Linked DNA regions of Mus musculus: region 2 is linked to region 1. Evidence: chromatin loops called from intact Hi-C (ENCODE). Cell type or tissue: left cerebral cortex. All regions are shown on one strand. Links, peaks and the distances in the headings refer to the core of each region. The heading gives the core; the rest is flanking DNA. Region 1 overlaps Cubn (cubilin (intrinsic factor-cobalamin receptor)). Region 2 holds the start of Stamos (signal transducing adaptor molecule (SH3 domain and ITAM motif) 1, opposite strand).

Region 1 (9,308 bases), core at 1,309-9,308:
AGAGAAAGAGAGAGAGAGGAAGAGAAAGAGAAGAGAAGTAGAGGCTGGCCCATGGCCATGAGCACTCAGAGAGATGGGTAATGGAAGGGAATGGGGAACGGAAGAGCAAGAGAGAAGCAAGAGATAAGAGAACAAGAGAAGGAGGAGGGGACAAGCAGCCCCTTTTATAGTGGGTCAAGCCTACCTGGATGTTACCAGGTAACTGTGGGGAGGAGCATACTTGGCTGTTACCAGGTAAATGTGGGGTGGAGTTTAGATAGAATGCTAACACCTTTATCAACACATTTCCATCCACTCTCTGAATTTTCTAGAAATTAGTTTTACCCTTGTTGGAGAGAAGGAAAAAATAAACTGTGTTTTGCTACTCTTATAACATTCAACACATTATACTGCCAAAACTTGCTGGAGGAGGCCATTTCCACATCCCAAACCATTCTCCAGCAGGTACCAGCTGCGTCCTACAGTTTATCTCAATTCCGACACTGTACAGATGCAGTTAACATCAGCTCCCACAAGTAGGGGACCTCAGCGCATGCCCAAGACTCCTGCATTCCAGGTGTTCACAAATCTCAAGTTGTAAATGGGTTATCATCAGATCTTCTGAGGGCTGGCTATAAATAAAATTGTCAAATCCATTTCCTCTAGCTAAGTTCATTCTCGGACTGTACTCGGGGTTTATAGCCCTTGTTATTTGAATCTGAATAATCGCTCACAGGCTCCTGTCCTAGCGAATAGGAGATAGGGCCTCCCTGGAGAGAGAGAGCTTTATCTCAGTTGGTTTCCACAGAACGAAGTATCTATGAGAAGGATCCATGCTTTTCCAAGATGCACACTACTATGTCCAGGAAGTGTGACTATAGAATTGAAGAACGCTTACTCAATATTATCATGTAATTCTAAAGTTGAAAACTTATTTTTTTAAAAAAGAGGCAAAGCTCTACAATATTTCAAAGGTAGACGTCTAGGCCTGAGGGGACATACTTAGGTGGTCAGACAGTAGCCACCCCAAAAACATAAGCTCTGTATGCACAGCAAAGGGGGAATGGACTCTGAGTTTTCAAAGGACTCCTCACCAGGAAGAAAACCCTGGTTGTGCTTGCTCTCTTTGTGGGGGTGAATGAGTGATCTTGCTCTGTCTTAAGACATGAGAAGTTCCCAGAAGCCAGATCAATATGGCCTCATGCATGGATGACACCATGGTCTTCTTGCAATTGGTCCCTTGTTCAGCTTGTCGGGGTCTTTTGGATTTAATGATGTTACCCATTGCTTTACCACATTTCCAATACAGCATTATCCACACACTTTAGATATATGCATAGCTAATGGGAAGCAGAGCTGTTTACGATGATACTTCATTGGTGCCGCTCTGTTCCCTACAGAAACAATTTCTTCAGTATTTGAGTGTTGAAGTCAGCTGAAGCAACACTCTCATTCAGCGCAAGTCTCTAAGACTTTGCTTAGCGTGATTAACCTGTACTAAGTTTCTTTCTGTGAAGTTGTCTGATCTGCTGGAGACGGTGGCAATCTCTGAAAGCACTTGGTTTCCTCCTGGAAGTGAAGTAGTGGGTACCACTCTTAGTTACCCACCTGGAGGCAACAACATGCTGTAGGATGCTCTCAGTCCTGACAAAGCTGCAGAGCTAGGGCACCTGAGGTGACACACTCTGATACACAACTGCACCACACTGTGATCCCCACCGCTCAGGGACGAGCTGGCATATGCAAGGGTCTGTGCATTTTTTATGCTTGTTAATAATATAACTGTCTACAAAAATGCTCTGTGTTCTTGGCTTAACTTGAATAGAAATACACAAAATATGCTTCAGGACTAGAGCATGATCCTTCTTGGAACATTATTTCTTTGAGAATTTGCTTTTACTAACACCTTTTAAACAGAGACAGCCAGCTTTTACAACCAAATATTCATGGGTTTCTTGTCTGTTACGGCAGTAGCTTGAAATAAGGCCTGAAAGGTAACATGAAGTTGTTAAATAAAGTACACATAGAATAAGAACTGATGGCCTGTGTGAGTTGTAACTACCAGGCTGGAAGTATGATGCATTTCTGTATGATGTGGGCAGTATGCTATGCAGAATACCAGGGCTTGAGTTGTGTGAGAAAGGTGTGTGCAAAGCTAAAGAGAGGAACAGTCGCTGTGCAATGGAGAGTAAGGCTGATTTTTTTCTGAAAATTTAGTGTGCTGTGGTTTGAATCTGACATGCCCCGCCCCCTCATGGCTATTGGATTGTAACAGTTAGTTGGGTGCCAGCTGGTGTAGCCGTTTGGGGGGCTGCAGAACCTTTGTTCTCCAGCTGGTGGCGCTGTTTGGGGAGGCCATAAAAGCCTGGGCAGGAGGAACTGGGGCGCTAAAGTGCTTCACTTCCTGGTTTTCTGCCAAGTGAGTGGTACTGCACATGCTCCTACTGCATGGCCCACCATGCCCTTTTCAGTGTGATGGAAACAAATCCAAGGAGGAGAAGTCGGAGTTCGTGTTGGGAAGCAGTTTCAGAGGCCACAATAAATCTTCGAGCGCACGTCACAGTGAAAACCTGATCGCAATGGGTTAAAAATGGAGACAATGGAACTGTATGGTTTTAAGAAATGTTTATTACCCGTACTTTGACTTTTGTATAGTGGAAACCATACAGCTATTTGTATCACCAACTTTTAGAAATGTACATCAGTGTGCCAGGATAATTTCTACCCTTTAAAGAACGTTTTAAAAGGTCTCCACTAAATGGTGCATCCAGTAAGGATGGCATGTACACCTGAGTGGAACACCACCAGGCTCTGCCTTCAGAACACCAAATGTAAAAAAATTGGTCATACACTTTCTCTTGTAAAGGCCATAGAAGCTCAGTCCGTGTTTGATGGCGTGGGCAGAGATGGGGATGAGAACCACAGAGTTCTGGGCAGGGTTGCGGGTTGCGTCTGACGGCGCGGGGCAGAGCCAGAGGGGTTACACACAGCTCTCCCGATTCAGCTACTCCACATTATTTCAAATCCTGAAGAAACGGTTGCATACTCCGCATGGAATCTTATGAAGACCCGATTTGATGAAGCATGAAAGGGTGCTACCACAGTGTCCTGCAATTGAGGAGGAGGGGAAGAAAGGTTATTTTTTAAATCAAACATATTTCTAGAAATATCAGCATACTTAAAGTGTTACCTATAGAAACTCTATAGAAGTTCTAAGAGTGAAGCAACATATATTTCTAACTGTGACACACCAATAATTAGTGCATTAATTAATACAACAGAATGCCTCCAGAGACAGAAGGCTGCAAGGCGATGGTTGGGGAGGTAATGGTGGGCCTCACTGGTCTTTTATCTTCTGTGTATCTGAACTAATGTGAACAATGGCACGCATCAGTGCTGTGCCATAAAGCACACCACCCCAGCCAGGCTGCTGGTGTCAGCGCATGCACACCACCCCAGCCAGGCTGCTGGTGTTAGCACATGCAGACCCACACACAACCGCCAGGCTGCTGGCGCTTTACCTTAGCGTTTAGTTCTTATTTCTTTTATTCTTATGCTTTATATGATAGGTTAACATTGTGAAATGTTAATAAAATAAATGGAAAACTCATTACATATGGAAAGGAGTATACTTTGATAATGGATACAGCGTATCCATTATCTCCTTGGATTTGAGATGACACTGAGCTACAAGAGGGAGTCATCCACCTTCCAGCGCCTCTGTCCTTCATCTACAAAGTCCAGAGTGAACTCTTCCTGCAGCACAGGCTGCCAACTGTGGCTTCAAATAGATCTGACTGCTTGGAAGGTACTCAAATCTACACACAGGAGCCATACAAAGATAACAAAGTTATCTCTCATTTTATCCTGCATATAATAGCAAACAGGGTGCCTACTGGTCCCAAGATCAAATTCTTTCCCCATGTAACTGATTTTCCCATATTAAGATATGTTCCCCAGAGCTGTAATGGTGGATATAGTTGGGGAGAAGTTACTTTCGAAACCCAGAGGCTTTGTTTAGTAATCCAGGCTGCACTCAGGTACATGGGAAATAATACATCAAAAAAGTTTCTTCATTAATGTGGGAAGGTGTTAGTGGAGGATCGGTAAGTTATAAACAGTTTAAAAGATGCAGATATGTGTATGCATTCAGATATGAAAATACGTGTGCTCAAATATGCAAATGTGTATATGTATTCAAAGAAAGGTAAGTGGTGAATACATAGAATTCTCAAACTTTTAAACTTACGATGTACTTTCTAATGTTTCTAAAAATAAAATCTTACAAGCTTTAAAATAAGTTTTATATTTTTTTAATTCTCTAGACATCCAGTGATATAATTCTTGCCTTGTTTGGTTCAAAGGGCCGTGCGAATAAAGAGGAGAAAAATTAAAAACAGTGCCCTAACTCCCTGGTAAGGTTTGATTCTGTAGCTTTTAGTGGTAACTGTAATATGACATATCTGCCACTAGATGGTGCTCATACTCCCAAAATAGAAAGCCACTGAATTACAACTTTTTTTTTTCTTTTTTTGGTTTGCATGTGCCTGTAGTTACCGTTACCGTCACTGTTTAAAAAATCACATGTGAAATTTTACATGTGGAAATGTAAAATAGCTTGTTTGTTTACTCACGATGCCACAGAACGGTCCAAAGGGTGGTGAGTTGGCATCTGGACCATTGAAGAGTATGAGGTAGTTCTGGTCACAGCCACCTGGAGAGTCGATACTGAGAAAGGGAAACCCAACAGAGAGAGGCCTTCCAGAAGGAGCAACGATGGTCCATTCACAATGAGTGTTGTTTGGGTAGCTGTCAGGAAAGCCAGGGTTGGCTAATATACCTTCGTTGCCCAAAAGAGTCCCTCCACAGCCTGCAAAGAAAGAATGGACAAAGGTTCCATTTAGCATCCAGCTTGCTTTCCCACACAGGTAGAAAGCGCCCAACATGGAAACCCTCCTCTTGGTTGAGAGCCCCTCCGGGCCCATCCCCACTGGATAGTCCTTTCCCAGTGGCTGTGACCCAAGGTAATTCCCCCGGGACTATTCTTTGCTAACCTCAAGCTAGGAACAAACTGGAAAACAATACAATAGTTACCCCAAGAGAAAAGTCTCCATCTGCATGCTTTGAGGGTACAGCAGACTCCCTGAGCATAGAAAATATTAATGACTGCGAAAATCAACTCACATTCTGTGGCACACCCAGACTGACGACTGACGTCTGACGTCACAGCTTAGATGCTACAACAAAACTCATCAGGCCCACTCTAGCAGTTCTAAGACCTTCTCAACTTCTAAATCTGGTACAATGCCTTGAGCAGGGTCACCTTTCTGTGGGGGCTCTGGTGTGTAATAGCAACAGGGTGCCTATGGGTCCCAAGATCAAAGTCTCTCCTCAAGTAACCAACTTCCCGTGTAAAGATAGAGTTAGCCATGTTTCCTGGAGCATGGAGTTTTCTCTCCTTCTCTCTCCCTCTCTCTCTCTCCCTCTCTCTTCAAGATCAGTTCTTACTATGTAGGTCAGAGTGGCTTACGGCTTCACTCCCTCATGTGCAGGCCTGCGGCCATGGCCAATGCATTCATCGGTTCCTCCTTTTCACCAATCAGGGAAGTTAATGACTGGGCTTCCTTCCGTGTGTAGATTTTGTTTTCTGTGATTATTGAATGGGACCCTCTCTTATCCCTTAATATACTTAAAAGATTCCTTTCATGATTTTTATTTTGTAGGTTCCCAGATATTATAAAATTGAAGTATTGGAGGTATCCCTCTTTTCTCGATCTAAATGTGTTCATGTGACTTAAATTCCCTGCTATTTAATGAACAGTGGACCAAAAATTCAAGAAGACATTTATCACCCTGAAGTAGCAATTACGACACAGGACTGCCACCAAATGATAGGAACCATGAAGGATTGAGCTTCTCATAGACACATACCATGAGACGTGCATACACACGGTCACATGTGCAGCCCGCTGCTCATTGTGGATAGAGCCAGCTGCCTGCACACACACAGATTTGGCCCTGACTTGTCCTGTGATTTCATTTCCTGAATTCTCAAAGAGAACTCCTGGGTATTCCATCCGAAGAACAAAAATAATGTTTACATGGAATGTTTACATTGTCAGACCTTTTATATGAAAATTTCAGTCTTTTACATCAAAGAAATGATAAATAATTGTAGGATTTTGAAAATTCAGTACTCTCATTGTTAAGAAATCTGCGTCTTTAACAGAAAATCATCAGGCGCAGACCTAATGTGCTGAAGGCCGCATTCCTATTTCCTGTAATGTTATTTCCTGTGGTGGACACCCCATCAGCCCACAGGAGCTTCCCTCAGAGTGAGCATCTTACCAGTAGGAGAGGAGGCCCAGATAATTTCATATCCATGGTGGGTGTCTGAGTCATCGCTGTGGAAGTGCAGATACAGTTCATTGCTCTGAGAGAAGATGGGGTTGGGCAGCAGGTTGCTGCAGTACTTGCCAAGCAGTGGTGAACTGCTGCTGCTGCCATTTCTTACCTGTGAAAACCCACCATTGGTTACCCATCCGATCACCTCTGTTTCAGCTCATCACTAACACGTGAGGTAAATCCAGTAGGTTTGTTTTGGTTTTGTTTTCTGAGACAGTATCACCTTCTTAGCTCGGGCTAGCTTGGGCTAGCTTGGGCTAGCCCAAGCTAGCCTGAGACTCCCATTATTCTTGTCAGGCCACTCAGACTCCAGAATAGGAAATGGGGCTTTACATATTCAAGTATTTGTAGATGAAGACATATAAGAATTTACAGCACTCGCCATTTGCATTGGGATTTAGAAATATCTGATAAAGTATAGCCTCAGAAATACTGACATTCTTGTGATATACTAGCCGGTGCCATGATCCTACAGAGTGTTATGTGTGCACACATTTTGAGGAATGCACAGTGGACTTTCAAGGGGGAAGGGGCACCACTGTTTGGCCTGTTTCCAGTTGTACTTTATTCCTGGGATCACAGTGGGGGCCGGGGGAAGGATGCTTCCCACTGGAAAGCTTAAAGTGGCCACAATGAACAAAGAACACCGAAGATCAAAAACAAATCTTTTCCTTGTGGGAAAAGTAAATGGCTCCATGTGCCTATAATATTCCTCACCCTGTAGACCTGCATGAAGAGCTGCTGTTAGCGTGTACATGTTCAATGTGAGAAGCTACCCCACTTCCCTTCATCGTTCCATAGTCCAGAATCTGGCTAGCCTTTAGAGTCACTGCAGTCTGCAGAAGTGCACATTTACTTGGGCATCTGAGCTGGCGAGGCTCTTTCTATACCTAGGCAATGGCAAGTGATGCACTCTTGGTTCTTCTCTTAAATGTTTAAACAAAACATCTCTGGCTAGGACAGACTGGTCAGTTCCCTCCCAGTACGTGGGATAGCTGACACATTTAAGAACGCTACAAGGCTTGACCCGCTCCCGCCCCCCATACTCTCAACATTGAGTTTCTTTCCTTGGGGATCCTCTCTTAAATCACTTCTGCGAGATCGGGGGAGGAGAGATCCACTGCTTAGAGCTTACCACATTCACTTTTCTGAGAAGGATGAGGCATAGCTCATGAATTATGCAGAAGCATGTACATTGGAGAGGGGAGTTGGAGGCATATTCACAGGTAGGGCCTAGCCATGCCCTCCCTGCTAGAAATGCACTAGAATCCTCATGGAAGACTTCTATTCCCACCATAGCTAAAGTAATAGAACACCAGGGCTCCCTTCAGAGTCTCTCCTGGAGCTCCAGAGGCAGATGTGTTTCTGAGGCCTGTGTAGTAGCTTCCTCTCTCTGCTAATGTAACAGAACTTCCCATCATTCTGTGGAAAGAGGGAGGATGTCTGGCTGGTGTGGCTGTCACCATCCAATGTTAAAAAGTAAGTCTTCACTTTCCAGCATCCAGATGACAAACGGCCAAGATTAAGTGGGGCCAGTAACTAGTACCTTGAGTTAGGGATGGATTAAGACTATGACTCGGGGTTAGCAAGGGACTCTAGCCCTTTTCTACATCCCTCTCTTTTTGTTTGTGCACACATCTGTTTTATACAAACATCTGGTTTTGTGGATGTGTAAGCGTGTAAATCCGAGCTTAACTCCCTGACGAGCACAAACAGCACAGCTTCTGTGTCTTCATTTCTTCCCTTTTCTCATCTCCTGCCATGGAAAGTACCCCAAGAGGAATCACGAGCTTTCCCCGGGAATTCACAACTCGATAAGGATTCCATTTGACAGCAGATTCAGTTCAATCTGAGATGGGAGCTTTCCTACATAGTAAGGTAAGAGGAAGCCTGTGGAAGCTGAACACATGGGCAGAGACCATCTACTGGAACTCCATTCTCCTCCAGGTAGTCCTCTACACAGGGGACAGCGGGCCAGAAACAAGGCCACTGGAGATGAGCTGGTGACCAGAAAGACAGGAAATCTGTTAGCATTACAAAGTAGCAGGAAAAAAGGCTGACAGAAAAGAAAGGTTACCAGGAAAGGGGTAGCGTGAATCCGGAAGTTATTTATCCCACAAAATTTCTGGAGAACATATTTGGAATAAATATAATAAAGCTAACTAAATATGGAAATATTAACTACTCTGAACTGATTAATACATATTATATATGTGTTTGGAATATCATACTGCACCCCAACGTATGCTCAGTTAAAATAGTGATTAAGCATTTAAGGATGTGATCAAAGAGGCAGTTTGAGAAGAAAGGAAACTCTGAGTCAGGAGTGGAAGCTGTGGACATCTTCCAGAGTCTTTCCTGTAGAGCCATAAGGCCAATGGAGAGAGCCTCGGGGAATCTGTCGACTCAGTTAGCAGAGCCAAGATGCTGTGCTTGCTCACTGCCCGGGGAACAGTGTGTAAACACCTTTGCAGGTAACCGGCCCTTGCCCATGACATTCCATTCAGCCTGCAGGTTGGAACTCAGATCCATGTTCCTTTGAAAAATCTCTGTCCCATTGCTGAGTGGTGCCATGACAGACGGTGACACTGCCACCCAACCATGCTTCCAGTGCTGTAGCTGGAATCTGCTCAGTACGCATTTATAGGATGAAAGAATACTGACTAGCTTAATAAAATAGAGATGTTGAATTAATATCTTGAGAAAAAAATTCTTAGTGATCCATCCATGTTCTTATGTAATCCATTTAAATTATATGCAAATATGTATTACCTCCAAGAAGTCATTCATGCATTGTCTTGAATCTTCCAGCTGAAACCAGTAAAAAAAGAGGGAAATTCTGTGGTTCTGCGGGGCTCTGAGAATGATGGAGCAGTCCAGGTTATTGGCATAGCCCTGAGGCCACCCAGGACTCTTTAGATTGC
Region 2 (9,534 bases), core at 681-8,680, 790 kb after region 1:
TGGTTAGTTGATTCTGTGGGCCATTTTCTTGTGGTGTCCTTGTCACCTTTGGCTCCTTTAATCCTTCCTCCATCTTCCACAGAATTCCCTGAGGTTCACCTAGATGTTTGGCTGTGGGTCTCTGTTTCTGTTTCCATCAGTTGCTGGATAAAACCTCTCTGATGACAGTTGGGCTAGGCTCTAATATATGACTATGGCAGAATATCATCAGGCATCATCTCATTAATTTTTCTCCCAGATGTGTTTGGTTCTATCCTAGGTCTCTGGGCTATTCAGCCTCTGGGTCCTGGCCCTCCAGATAGTTTTAGGAGTGGGCTCCCTCTCATGGCATGGGTCTCAAGTTGAATCAGTCATTGGTTTGCCACTACCACAAGTTCTGTACCACCACTAATTTTATCTTTTTAAAATTTTATTTATATACTCATCTCTCCTCTCTCTCTCTCTCCCCCTCTCTTTCTTTCTCTCCCTCCCTCCCTTCATTCAGCTTCTTTGTGTATATAGTATGGTTTCCAGTTTTGTGCTTGTGAATGAGTCTCTTTGTCTGCTTCTTGTGCCTTTGCTTGACCTCTTTTCCTTCTGTTTGTTTTGTACTGTTCTGATAAGGTTTTGTTTTATTATATTGTTAATTATTAATGTGCATTTTAAAATGGAACAATGAAATTTGCAGGTAAATGGATGGAACTAGAAAATATACTGGATTAATTAGCACACATCCAAGAAGAAAATCATATGTTCTTGCTCATCAGTGGTTTCTCAGCTCCAGATCTTCAGATGTGAATGTATACTCTGTAGTAAGTGCAGAAACAAGGAAAGTCAAAAAGGACCACAGGGTGGAGGAAAAAGTTTTATAGAGGGGAGTAGTGCTGTGACCGGGAGCTCTGTTGTCTGTGGTCTATGCTGCCACCAGAGACTGAGTGGATTTCCATGGTCTGGACCATTGCCAGAAACCAGGCAGATGTCTATGATCCATGCTGACCAGCAAGGAAGCTCCCTTTGCAGTGGTATCAATGACTGCAGACTCACAGTTGAAAATGAGAGACTGAAGTCTTCTGTGACAGCCACTGACCCCTATATAAAAAGAAATAGTCTAGATAAGAAGCCATTGAAGAGAGCCCTTAAAATTTATGACTGTGATGCTGAAGTGTAGCTTTTCACAGCTGACGGTTTCTGGGTGAGGGTGGGGAGATGGGGGAAAGACTCTTTTTTTTTTCTTTCTGTGCATTGGTGTTTTTCTGTATGTATACCTGTGTGCAGGTGTTGGATCCTGGAGTTACAAACAGTTGTGAGTTGCCATGTGGGTGCTGGTAATTGAATCTGAGTCTTCTGGAAGAGCAGTCAGTGCTCTTAACTGCTGAGCCTTCTCTTCAGCCCCCTAGACTCAGTTTTCTTTAGGGGGCTGACCACTGGGAGTTTGACTATGCTTCAGTGAGTATATGGCAACACAAATTAGACTTGGCATATTTTTCCCTTTTTATTTTCTTTTTGGGATATATATATGGTTTTGGAGATAGGGTTTCTCTGTGTATACCTGAGTTTCCTAGAACTTTCTCTGTAGACCATCTGGCCTCAAACTTAGATAGCCCTCTGCCTCTGTCTCTGAGTCCTGAGATTAAAGGCAAGTGCAACTCCAATATATATATTTGAAATATATGTATATATATTTACTATATGTCTTATATATAGTAAATATATTTTAAAATATTTTGTATATAAAAGAACATATACTTAAATGTATTATAAATATATGATATATGAATATAAGTATAAAACATATAGTACATATATATTAAATATAGATGTAGACATATTTTAAAGTGATAATGCTTTTTAAAGAACCATAGGCTATCTAACAAAACCCTCAGTCCCAGATATGAGAAACCATGCTTCGAGTTGGTCAACAGAATCTGGAAGACTCCCATGACTATGTCGGTTATTGTTGTTGCCCTTGCTTGCCTCTCAGAGGGTGAAGATAAGTTATTATTGCTGAAGGCATTAAGCTTTTCATTTTAAAATTATGTAGTTGGCATACAAGAATAGTTTATGACACTTTATACATATTACATTGTACTTTGCTCATATCAGCCCATACATTAGAATCTCTCTCTTTCTCTCTCTCTATGTGTGTAGTAAAAATATTAATAATTCCAGCCTGAAGCTTCTTCCCCACCTTAGACCATTTATGTTCCCTGATGACACACACAGACTTTATATATTTTAATATGCTTCTGATATCACAATAGCTGGGCAGCTGCCTACCTTCCATGTTGCTAGACTCTACTTTGGTCCATTAGGGCTGCTCTTAAGCCAGTTGGGCAGCCCTCTGGGACACGCGTTCTCTTGGCCCTTCGCCCATGGAGGCTCTCCTTCTCCTTTCCTGCACATTCTTCTTCTTCCACGGAGGCTGTGAAACTTCAACCCCACCTATGTCTCTTCTGTCCAACTATATGCTGACAGCATCTTTATTCACTAATCAGAATTACCTTGGGGCCAGGATCCCAAGGGCTATGTGCAAACTTCAGGTCTTGGGGTCCAGCACTTAGCATTACAATAGACAGTAAAAGACAAAATCATCAGCGTGTGTGTGTGTGTGTGTGTGTGTGTGTGTGTGTGTGTGTGTGTGTGCATTGTTTTCCTTGTTTGTCTTCCACCTTTTTTGATACAGGGTCTCTTACTAAATCTGAAACTCAGTATCTTGGCTAGTCTGGCTTGCCAGTGATCTCCAGGTACCTGCATATCTTTGCCTTCTCTGAACTGCTGTTATGTTTCTCCATATCAGATTTGTCTGTGTATTCTGGGGACTGAAATTCAGGTTCTCATACTTGGAGATTGGCCTTTAGCAGTGTAGACTCAGCTTGCCTTAGCCTCACAGAGATCTGGATTGGCCTGCTGAGTGCTAGGATTAAACTCCGGCATCACCATGCCAAGGCCCGAAAACATCACCACGCTCAAAACAAAAGTTCACGGACCCCTGTGTCTCTGCCTCCCCAGTGCTGGGATCCCAGGCACGAGCTGCTATGCCTGATCTCTATGTAGATTTTGGGGAATGAATTCAGATTCTCATTATTCACTTTAGCAACCGAATCATCTCCCCAACCCATGTCTCATAGAATATTCTTATATTTAACGTGATCTCCTTGTAGGTCATAATTTCTGATTGGATTAGACATTAGTTTGTTAGATTAGACATTAGACTTTGTTAGATGCTATAACTATGATCCATCTACCCAAGACTTCAAAATCTCCTGCCACTTTTGTGCTTTACTTAAAATAGTTTTAAAATTTATTTATCTTTATGTGCCTTGGTGTTTGCCTGTATGTATGTCTATATGAAGGTGCCAGATACCCTATAACTGGACAGTACCAACAGCTGTGAGCTATCATTTGTGCTCTGGGGCTTGAGCCCCAGTTTGCTGGAAAAAGAGCCAGTGCTCTTAATCACTGAGCCATCTCTCCAGCCCCATTCCCTTCCTTCCCCATTCCCAGATAGGGTTATTCTGTATAACCGCTCTGGCTGTCCTGGAATTCAATTTGTAGAGCACACTGGTGTTGAAATCAGACCTGCCTGCCTCTACTTCTCCAGTGCTGGAATTAAAGGCATGCCACCATGCTAAGCTTCTCTCTCTTTCCCTCTCCTTCTCCCTCTCCCTCCTCTTCTTCTCCCCTCCCACTCCCCCCTTGGGTGCTACAGTTTGGGCCATGTGTTTCCCCAAGTATCAATATGTTAAAGGCTTGGTCCTCATCTTGACATTATTGAGAGGTAGTGAAAATATTAGCAAGTAGACCCCTATCAGGAGATCTTCAGGTCACTAGGGCCCTGCAGAGGAGATAGTGGGACTCCAGATACTTCCTGTCTTTTGCTATCTTACCATTGAATGTGTGATTCTGTTTTGCCACTGGCTCTTACAAAGATATGTTATGTCAAGAAGGACGAATGAATGAGCGTGGGTAGAAACCTCTAAACTGTGCACTAGTCTCTTAGCTTCCCCCAATTCTGATTTTTTTCTTTCTCTTCAGTATTACCTTAGGGTTTTACTTCTGTGAACAAACACCATGACCAAGGCAACTCTTATGAAAACATTTAACTGAGGCTGGCTTACAGGTTCAGAGGTTCAGTCCATTATCACCAAAGCAGGATCTTGGTAACATCTGGGCAGGCATGATGCTGGAGGAACTGAGAGTTCTAAATCTTTATCTGAAGGCTGCTAGGAAAAGACTGGCTTGCAGGCAGCTAGGACAAGCGTATTATAGCCCATGCCCACAGTGGCACACCTACTCCAACAAGGCCACATTTACTCCAAGGCCACACCTCCTAATAGTGCCACTCCCCCGGCCAAGGATATTCAAACCATCACAAGTACATTATGAACACTTGGGAGTCATTTTTGGGTTCTATGCTACAGTTCAGAATCCAGCTGTGGGCCTGCCAGAGCTCTTGGCTGTTATGTGGCTCAATGCACATTTCCTGCTTCCTTGGCCTTTGCTTTATACTGCTGTTGGCTCATGTTGGAAATCAACCACACCTTACAGTCTGACTTTCTCATCCCTGGGACAAAACATCTGGCATAAGCAACCTCAATGGAGGAAAGATTTGTTTTAATTCATACCTCAGAGGCCTCAGACCATGGCTAGTTGGCTCTGCTGTTTCTGGGCTGTGAGAAGCAGAAGCCAAAGCTGCCATTTCCCCTCGGCCATGAAGCAGAGCTAGAGAGATAAAGAAGGGATTTTGAAGATATACTTCCTCTGACCAGACCTCACTTCCTGTTCCGCTATGAACAGTATCCCTTGATGAGGTTAGCATCCTCATGATCTCACCATCTTCAATAGCATCACCAGTGAGGGGATACATGAGCCTTTAAGGCACATTTCAATCTAATCCATAACATATGAATTTCCCCAGTTTTATTTTGCTTACAATAAAGCACAGATTTTGTTACTTCCTTATGGCCAGTAATTATAATATGCCATTTTAATCCTAGCAGATTGCATTTATTCCATTTAATAAATGTCGTGGAGCTACTAATTATGAAGAGCCAATGCATATAAATGATTTGAAATAAAATGCTTAAACATTGGGTCCAATATTGTGGTAGCTTTTAAACATGCCCTCTACGCCGATTTGTTGAAAGTCATTGTGGCTGCAATAGAGTATGATTGAAGTGACCCTCTCCCCACTTCCTGGTCCACAGTTTAAGGAATGTGAGGCGTTCTCTTGTCTCTTGAAACGTTCTGACTTATGTCCATTCAGTATGCTGGGAGAAGCCAAGCCGATACATAGCATGTTCTGTGCAGTTGGTGCGGCAGACAGCCCCAGTGACTCAGCCAACTTCCAGCATCCATTGCCAGACAGACTCTGAGCAACTTTGTTAAATATTGAAAACGAGCTGTAGTGATCCCAGTCACTGTAGTAGTCCTGTTGATGCTGAAAGGAGGAGAGGCAAGCTGTTCATAGTGAGGTCTGACAAAACTTTTGATTCGTAAGCAAAATAAATTATTGTTCTTACACTAAAAGGCTACACTTAGAATGTGTTATGTAGAAATCAATATGTGGAACAAACATCACCCCACTGACTGCTGTGATAGAAGTGACCAGTCAATTAATTAGCAAAAACTTATGATGTATCATTATTTATAACGTACTGAATTTGGAAAGGCTTTTTGTCAGTGTCTCCTAAGTGGAGATTGAGAGAAGGTCCAGAGATTTCTAAATACAAGAAAAGTGGTAAAAGTTGTTTGTTTAAGGATGTGGGAGGCATGGGACATCTGGACTGCTGTCATAGTTCAGAAAAAAACTAGAGTATATGAAGTGAAGGGGCAAGCAAGTCCAATGCATTAAGGATGTAATGGTAGTACTAAGGTTAAATATTCCTCCCTTAGAGCGCCTCCCATTCTTAAACATTCTTTCTCACTTTTTCTTAAGAATTCTACATTTGCTCTATTTTAAAAAATGAATTGACTTTGAAGGGAGGAGACTCTCTGCACACCCATAATCGGACAATAACTTAAGGACTCTCTTCCTGATATGTATCCTATATTATTTCTAACATATAGATACCTCAAAGGTATAAGGAGTTAATAAATATTTATTGACTCATTGGCTGATTGAGAAATCATATAAGAGTTTTGAAGGAATGATATCATATTTATATGTTAGAAAAATCAGTATGTAATATAAAGTAGTTAACAGATAGGTTGAGTGTATTAATTAGTTTGGGTTATTATAATAACAGAAAAATTTCCAGAAGCTACTCCATTTTACACACAGATATCTTTGTTTATAATATAGAACAGTTTTAAAAATCAATTTAATTAAAGGGATATGACATTTCAAAATTAACTGTGGAATTTATTAAACATATTATAGAAACATTTTAATGTGAAATCAAGTCTCTAAAATGTCTTTTAAGAAACTGTTATTAAAAATAAAATGAGTAATTTCAGTATTTTAGGTAATATGGCAAGTTAACCCCAAAATACAAAGCCATGCCACCTTTTATATTTGCCTTTTCTTGTACATATAACATTTCTTATTTTTAAAACCTCTATTTCATAGCATATTACATAATAAAGATCCCCAATAGCAAAGTCATTCTTCTATGTCAGAATACATGGTTAATGTTATCCATACTAATATATGTTATTTCTGATTTTCACATATTGATGATTCAAATTTGAAAAGTAGTGTTTTGCTAGGTAACAACCTAACAATTTGATTTTATTACTGGATTAGAAGCATGCCCAAATATATTTTCATAACCATCTGGCTCTGAGTCAGGGCAATTATGATAAGGTACTTAAGGCACTGGCCCATCATTTTAAATGGATAAGTTGACACTTAATTCTGTCAGCGCAGTAATCAAGAGAAAAGTCTATTGAGAGACGATGCTCTGCTTCCCATACCAATAGTGGGAAGATTTTATACTTCTCATAATGACACAAAAGCACTTCAAAAATCTTAAGAAAATGGTGGCGTTAATGTCTGACATTTGTCACATTTTTATATTTTAACTCCACCCCTTTGAAAGAAAAATTATGCTCATTAAGTTACTCAGAAAATATTTTCGTTCAGGTTGTTTAAAATTGTAGAATTTTTTCACATATATTTGAAGGCTTTTTTTTTTTTCTTTTTCAGTGCCAAGGTCAGAACCCAGAGCCTCTCACATTCTAAACAAGTACCCCATCACTGAGGCTCATCCTCAGTCAGTCTTTAAAGCCTTTTAAACTCTTATCCACTCAGATGTCTATGTAAATACACATCTATGCTCTTACTTTCAATGGCCAAATAAGTACAATTATAACTATTGATTCCACTTGAGTGCTTACTATATGCTAGACACTATTACAGGGGATTTGCTTCTAGTAATTTATTTCATCTTCAATGGTTTGTCATTTCCGTTTCTTATTTATGAGGAAACAGACAGAGGAGTTTGTCCAATCTCTTTAATGTCGGACAGTTTAGCGGTCATCAAAACTTTGATATTGTAAACAACGCTGCCATTAATATCTTGGTTCATGTTTTAAAAGACTGTAAGATTTAAAATTCAGAATAACTGGAACCAGAGGCACATTTCCAAAAGCTGGCTATATACTTCCCATCCTTTCTCTTAAGAATGCTGTAATTTATACCCCATCAGGCAACTTTGTTTCCCATCCCTTGGATTCTTTTAGTTTTAAATGACTGAAAACGTTAACCGATGCTTTAGTTTGCTCCTCTTCCTCCAAAATTCGACTTTAACTGTTTAGTAAGCAAGCTGTTTGTACTGTTATACAAATCTTGTTGACATGTTTATAAGCTTCCCTTTTTGTAAGGGTCCCTATTTGGGCACTTTTTACCGAATCTCAGTGCATGTGCAAGACCGACTTGCTAACTTTACGTAATATTTCCAAGAGATGATTCTTTAGATTTCACATGATTTAGAGGACAATGTGTGTGTGTGTGTTGGGAGCTGGGGAGGGGGCGTGCGTTACATACATATGTACAAATTAGATCACCAAATCAACATTTTAAGTTGCCAAGAGTCCTCATCAATGTCTGGCTCCATTTTTCATGTGTGTGTGTGTGTTTTTTTTTTTTTTTCAATTTCTGCCGTTGGGTGTGCGTGCTTATCTCAGGCTGAGAAGGTCTAATCTTCTCAGGGACTCAGTGACTGCACGTTTAGTCAGTCGGAGCCCACACCCAGGAAGGCTCCCTCTGATCTCAGGCTGGGGAATGAGCCAGCGTTACCTCAGCCTCTCGAGAGGCTGTGCGCCTCGACACTCCCTCCAAGGGATTCAGGCCAGCTCCACCAGCTCACATGACTCCAATCCCAGCAACTTCCATGAACCCTCGACGAGCGCGCTCAACATTTTCCTCGGGTAACCCAAAGGACTGCCTGACTTTCTAGAGGGATTGCAACATCACAACAACCCATCGAATAAACCCAAGGAGTTAAAAATTAAGGGTTTGGCTGGACCCAAACTGAACCCTCTCCCTCTCCCAGTCTCTTATTCACTCTAGAGGCTCTTAGTCGGCCTCGGTGCGCCTGAAGGACCTCGTCCTCCCGAGACGCCCGGGGACATGGAAAAGCCGAGAACCTAGCCGCTAACCCCACGGGCACGCGGGAACTCAGCAGAGGAAGAGACAGCGGCGGCTCATCGCGTGGGCCTCGGCGGAGGCGGCGGGCTCTGGCCAGACCCGGAGCGGGCAGTGTTCAGGCAGCGCTCAAGTCGCCTACATTCCCGACACGCCCCGCGCGGGGGCCTGTTCCGCTTCTCGGCTGTTGCCGCCGCCGCCGCCTCTGTTGCTGGGGTGGGTGAGAGGAGGGGCTGAGAGGGACCCTGCACTGGCAGGCAGGCGCCCTTGCTGTGTTTGTACCTGAGGGGCCTCCTTTCTCCGTCACCCCTAGAGTGCCGCGGGGTCGAGGGGCAGTCCCCGGGGACACCTCGGCACGCAGCGGACATGCCTCTCTTTGCCACCAACCCCTTCGACCAGGATGTTGGTAAGTGTTTTCACCGCCCCCCGTGGGTGCCCCCCGAGACTGCGAGCCCGCGCCGACTCCCGTCCCACTGCGTTCGTTCATTCTGGATTCCCGAGGCCGAGCCCACGTTCTTCTCTCCCGGGGCCCCTTCGTTCAGAGTTGGGAGAGGGTTGAGCGCTTGGCGCATCCTCTTTGGAAGAAATGGGACTTAGAACCTCTCTAATGGGCCTTGGTAAGGGACTTGGGGAGGGGGAGCTTTGAAGGAATCGCTTAAGGGATTCGGGGTAAAGGGTTGCCTCGGGAGGAACAGACGACGAAGCCATCTGCCGCTGGGGCATGGCTTCTGGGAGAAGAGCGAAGGACAGACGTATCTTGGCTTAAGCAGATTGATTATATGCTCTATCGCCAAAGTATTTGCCTGGCCCAATGGAACTGGCAGAATGTTTTAGGTAAGGTTACTTAAAGGGTTTTTTAAATAGCCCTATAACGGTCCCTGGAGGAGAGAGGTCTGGTTACGTACTGGTAGGTTGAAATGTTGGAAGAGATGGAGATGGATTACTTGGCAACAACTGAAAACGCA

Evidence for each region. Peaks named below come from ENCODE experiments on the same cell type or tissue, not always from the same donor. Only the 100,000 strongest peaks of a DNase experiment are listed, where the experiment ranks them.
Region 2: it touches region 1 in a loop (2.9-fold over the local background); 8 of 42 quality-filtered maps call a loop at or near these places.

The regions. Positions count from the first base shown.
Region 1 is chr2:13,273,749-13,283,056 of GRCm38, forward strand. It overlaps Cubn (cubilin (intrinsic factor-cobalamin receptor)), which reads right to left. Exons shown (of 67, transcript NM_001081084.2): 64 at 9,157-9,308; 65 at 6,328-6,493; 66 at 4,614-4,849; 67 at 2,590-3,087. The coding sequence ends at 2,980. All of the region lies in intron 1 of Gm13270 (a long non-coding RNA gene), which reads left to right. Among named protein-coding and RNA genes, the nearest start is that of Gm13270, 6.8 kb to the left of the region's middle. In left cerebral cortex, for the core only: CTCF peaks have their summits at 2,316 (motif pointing right) and 4,454 (motif pointing right); a DNase peak (open chromatin) is centred at 4,518.
Region 2 is chr2:14,065,362-14,074,895 of GRCm38, forward strand. It overlaps Stamos (signal transducing adaptor molecule (SH3 domain and ITAM motif) 1, opposite strand), which reads right to left and starts at 8,573. Exons shown (of 2, transcript NR_038162.1): 1 at 8,222-8,573; 2 at 4,972-5,419. Stam (signal transducing adaptor molecule (SH3 domain and ITAM motif) 1) reads left to right here and starts at 8,739. Exons shown (of 14, transcript NM_011484.3): 1 at 8,739-8,975. The coding sequence starts at 8,936. In left cerebral cortex, for the core only: no CTCF peak of the experiment used is centred there; DNase peaks (open chromatin) are centred at 5,304 and 8,329; H3K4me3 peaks cover 1,118 bases; H3K27ac peaks cover 1,035 bases.